Regions from separate parts of the Homo sapiens genome. Here region 2 is linked to region 1. The links are chromatin loops, found by intact Hi-C in ENCODE. Cell type or tissue: endothelial cell of umbilical vein. All regions are shown on one strand.

Evidence for each region. Hi-C counts contacts between places; a loop is a spot of excess contacts. Peaks named below come from ENCODE experiments on the same cell type or tissue, not always from the same donor. Only the 100,000 strongest peaks of a DNase experiment are listed, where the experiment ranks them.
Region 2: a loop joins it to region 1, with 4 times the contacts of the local background. A loop is called at or near these places in 6 of 110 quality-filtered maps.

The regions. Positions count from the first base shown.
Region 1 is chr10:95,760,764-95,763,263 of GRCh38, reverse strand. All of the region lies in intron 1 of ENTPD1 (ectonucleoside triphosphate diphosphohydrolase 1), which reads right to left. The region is part of intron 5 of ENTPD1-AS1 (ENTPD1 antisense RNA 1); the gene reads left to right. Among named protein-coding and RNA genes, the nearest start is that of ENTPD1, 5.9 kb to the right of the region's middle. In endothelial cell of umbilical vein, no CTCF peak of the experiment used is centred here; a DNase peak (open chromatin) is centred at 993; H3K27ac peaks cover 782 bases.
Region 2 is chr10:95,817,648-95,820,147 of GRCh38, reverse strand. All of the region lies in intron 1 of ENTPD1 (ectonucleoside triphosphate diphosphohydrolase 1), which reads right to left. All of the region lies in intron 4 of ENTPD1-AS1 (ENTPD1 antisense RNA 1), which reads left to right. Among named protein-coding and RNA genes, the nearest start is that of ENTPD1, 63 kb to the right of the region's middle. In endothelial cell of umbilical vein, no CTCF peak of the experiment used is centred here; DNase peaks (open chromatin) are centred at 387 and 1,277; H3K27ac peaks cover 1,976 bases.

The DNA.
Region 1 (2,500 bases):
TCTATTCACAGTAAGAACAGATTCAGAAAAACTATCAGAGGCCGGGTGTGGTGGCTCACACCTGTAATCCCAGCATTTTGGGAGGCCTAGGCAGGCAGATCACTTGAGTCCAGGAGTTTGAGACCAGCCTGGGCAACATGGTGAAACCCCGTCATAACAAAAATAAATAAATAAATAAATAAATACAGAAAAACTATTATAAGTATGGCAGGAAAACTTGAATACTTTTATATGATAAAGCATGCACATAAGTTGATTAAAAACATCAAATCCAAATAAGTATTATAATAAACAGGAAAAGGATGTAAAAAGTATACAAAAGAAGTATATCGTGAAAAATGTCAAATTTACTGTAATTAAGAAATACAAACTAAAACAATCTAAAAATTGATAAAATTATTTAAAAACAAAAACACCAAAGCTGTCAGGGATGCCACAAAACAGGAACTGCTTTTGAGAGCATGAAGGGCCCAACCTTTGGGAATGCAACCTGGCAACAGTAATCAAGAACTTTAAAAAACATTAACAAGTTTCAATCTAGTAAGTCTATTTCTGGGATCCTGTCCTCAGAGTGCAATCCTACATATGGAAAAAACTTCCTGCACAAAGACATTTATTGGAAATGGAAACATCCTCAATATTCAATAACAGGAGAACTGTTAAATAAACTATGTGACTATAAAAATTACGCTAACAAAGACCACGCTATAAAATGGAAAATACATGTGCTTCACTGCTACAGTAAAACCAGGCTTTAAAACTGCATATATAGCCTAATGATCATGGTGCCATCTCATAACTTTTCAAGGTCCTATTCAAGTGAATGCCAAATGAGAGAAACAACCCAGGCATAGTAAAAAAAAAAAAAAAAAACTGCCAGGAAATGGCACCAAAATATTACAAGTGATTGTTTTTCTTCCCTACTGTAATCTATAGTATCATGTTTTCTTTAATGGGCATGTGCTATGTTACTTGTATCCTCACGGACATAAAGCAATGCTTTACATCCTTCCTATGAATCAAAAGGAAACACTTCTTTTTTTTTTTTTTTTTTGCTTCTTTTTAAATTTTTTTAAACCAAGCAGTGGTTATGGAAGGAAACACCTCTTTGTGTAACAGGGCATGTACTGCCACTGTCGGTCTCTAAAGTCACTTTGATGATCTAACAAAAACAGCATGTTTCATACATGTTAGACAACCTCTACTCTGGATTTTTTTCTCCAACAACTTATTTTCTCTTCACAACCCCCTCAAGTTTTCAAGCCTAAAGAAATTCCATCGGTTCTCTCTGCACCCACTTTCCTTGCTTTGCTCCTAGAATTATTCCCACCTTTCTTCTGCAGAGCGTAGACAATGCCTCAGGCACACTGTTGCCAGTCTCAGAGCCCTGAGTCCCTGCTACCTCTAGCTCCCTGGGACTCCAACACCCAGCACAAGATTCTGCAGGCAGCCACACATTCTGCTCCAGTACTTCTCAAGTTGAAGGCAGAGAATAAGGGAAGTTTAGGGAAGCTTGGAGCCATGGAGAAAAGGTGGAGACATGCAGGAAATCTAACACAAGGCCTTTTTGTGTAACAGTAGTTTTTGTGTGCTGAAGATTCCAGTTTCTAGGATTTGGCAAATTGGGAGCCTCAATTTCCTGTTCTAGGGCATATATTTGCTGAATGAATAAATGAATTAGGCTTCCCATCATCCTGCAATGACACCTGACCAGTGACTAGAAGTGGCAGCTTGGTGAGGGAGTAGAGGGTGGGAAGAGCTTGGTCATTTAGTACCAAAATAAGCCCTGAGACTAAGGCATGCGATGACCCTGCCACATTGCCAGTCAAAGTGTGGTCTGTGGAGGGGCAGCATTATCATCGCCTGGGAACTTGTTAGAAATGTAGACCTACTTCAGAGCTATTGGATCAGAATCTGCATTTTTAACAAGTTCTCTAATGATACATACTCATGCTAAAGTTTGAGAAGCACTGCTTCAGAACATATGCACACACACACCAAAATCACCAAGACAAACAAGTGACTCCACTCTTGCACACTTCACCAAACCATCAAGACATTTAGTGATTCTTCACCACAGGGGCTGCCCTTGATTTTGGCCTTCCTCCGAAGTACTTAAAAGAATAGACTCTATGGCTGGGCGCGGTGGCTCACGCCTGTAATCCCAGCACTCTGGGAGGCCGAGACGGGCGGATCATGAGGTCAGGAGATCGAGACCATCCTGGCTAACACAGTGAAACCCCGTCTCTACTAAAAATTACAAAAAATTAGCCGGGTGTAGTGGCAGGCGCCTGTAGTCCCAGCTACTCGGGAGGCTGAGGCAGGAGAATGGCGTGAACCTGGGAGGCGGAGCTTGCAGTGAGCTGAGATCGCGCCACTGCACTCCAGCCTGGGCGACAAAGCGAGACTCCGTCTCAAAAAAAAAAAAAAAAAAAAAAAAAAAAAAAAAGAATAAACTCTATGTAATTTACTCCAGGCCTCACCTTCACTCTACACAGAT
Region 2 (2,500 bases), 57 kb before region 1:
GAAGCAGGAGAGTCATCTCAGAAGTGGTGCCAAAGAAGAGGTGCTAGAGGTGGGGTGCAGGTTGACATATCTTGGATGTGTTCATAAAAAGAGAATTACTTAGGTAACTGCCCCTTCTTCTTAGACCCCCAGAGTGCTTTCAGATCCCATGACTGCCACAGTCAAGCTCTATTATGGAAAATTCACATTGATTGTCTTCCCCCTGAAAAGCCCTTAATTTGCCTTGTGGATAACAGAAATGTGGTTTCTGTCATACAATGTGAAATGGTATTTCGAAACAGAATTTCAACAAATGATTTTACCAAAATATCCAATGGCAAAGTGTTGTCATTGTTTTCCCTTTGAATTGGCTTACTGTACTGGAGAATTTAAGACGGCCACTTCCTTTGCATTTTTTTCTTTTCATGTGATGTGACAAGGGAGGGGAATTTTCAGCTTAAAGTGAGAGAGCAAGGTAATATTAACTTCAACTCTTCACCTGACAGAGAGATAAAACTGAAGGAAACCCAAGCTTTGAAAAAACACAGGCTGATTTCAAGCCAATTAGCTGTGTCAGAGGAAAAATACCTTCAAGACTTTTATAAGAATCAAAGGAAGCAAAGGTTCTTTTGATTCTTATAGAAACAGCCATCATGATGTCCAGTTATAATCATACTAAGGTGAAAATCAAAATTATTTAATCTCGGCAGGGTGCAGTGGCTCACACCTGTAATCTCAGCACTTTGGGAGGCAAAGGTGGGCGGATCACTTGAGTCCAGGAGTTTGAGACTGGGGGGTAACATGGTGAAAATCTGTCTCTACAAAAAAAATACAAAAATTAGCCAGGCGTGGTGGCATATGCCTGTAGTCCCAGCTATTTGGGAGGCTGAGGTGAGAGGATCGCTTGAGCCCAGGACACCGAGGTTGTAGTGAGCCAAGATCACACCACTGCACTCTAGCCTGGGCAACAGAGTGAGACCCTGTCTCCAAAACAAACAAACAAATTATTTAATTTTGTCCATAGTCAAAATTCTGTTGTATAGAGAAATCCCAGCATTGCTACTCTGTGATAACAAAAATATAACAGCTTAAAATTTTACTCCATTAATAAACAGATTTGGGGTGTTGACAGATGTGGTGGATTTCAGGCAAAAAAAAGTTTTGCTTTGCAGATCCAATGTGACTGACTAGATTCAAATTGTTTCCAATTTGTTATGAGTCACATCTGGACTAAACTTTTCTTGTCATATAGAGAACAAAACAGCAAATGTGGACAAGCATTGGTGAGCAAACATTCAAGGAATGTTGTGGTCCTTCCTGTGTTTACATAGCCTAATGATGGAACAATCACTGAAGCTCAGAAGACTGGTCCTAATCTGGCGTTGTCGTTCCTCCAACTCACAGAGTCAAAGTCTCCACACCACCCCTGCTACCTTCCTTCTTCTCCATCAGGGAACTCTTCTTGAGGACACATATGTAGGTTGTTCTCACACTCAGGGGCTTGAAGATCCTCTCTCAGTTATTTCATCCCAAGCCCCTTAGACCCACCTTCTTCTATAGTGATATCCACATCCCCTGATTCCAGTCACCCTTACCTCATATCTGATCTTCTACAATGGCCCTTTCTGGTGACTCCCACACTTCCTAATTATCTTCTCTATCAGAATCCCTCCTTCATGTGGCTATAGAAATCTTCCACAATTGACGTTCCTAAGACTCTACCTTATCAAGAACCTATGTCCTGCTGTGTGCCAGATGAAAGCTACACTGGTCTACCTAGACCTCCAAGCCCTTCAGAAATTTCAGCCCTTCCCATTTTACCATTCCAACCAACAGATCTGTTTGGGTCCAAGATGAGAATTCCTGACATTATGACTACTAGAATGTAAGCTCCTTAGGGCAGGGACTTTTTTCTGGCTTGTTCATTGGTATATCCCATGTTGTATGAATGAATGAATGAATGAATGAATTTTGGATTCTCTGAACTTTTCTCAGTGTGGGACGCCTTCATTTGTAATTCCATTCCCCTCATTCTCCAAGTCTTTTTGTCTCCTTCAAAATCAAGCTCAGTTGGAAGCTATGCTCCCCCTATACTCTACAAAGCTCAGTTATGTCAGTAGTCCTCTCTTCATGTGCTACCTCTAGATATAGCTTGAACCATTTCAGTTTGGGAGTTCTATAGTTGTTGGAGAGGGGACTATGCCTCATTCATTTTTTCAGTTGGTCACTCAATAATTACTTATTGAACACATTATTACTATGAACTAGACCTGCCCTAGGCTCTGAGCTACAGCAATAACCCAAAGTGAGAAATGTCCCTATCCTCATGGTGCTTATATTCTAGTTGGGAGAAAAATACAATAAGCAAGATAAACAAAATTTACAGTGTATTACATAATTTTAAGTGCTGAGGAGGAAGAAAAAGCAAGGAAGGTAAAAAGGAAGGATGCAGTGATTAGGACTGGCCTGAGAAGGTGATTTCTATCACAGGGAGAAAGCCTGCATACCTCTGAGGCAAGAG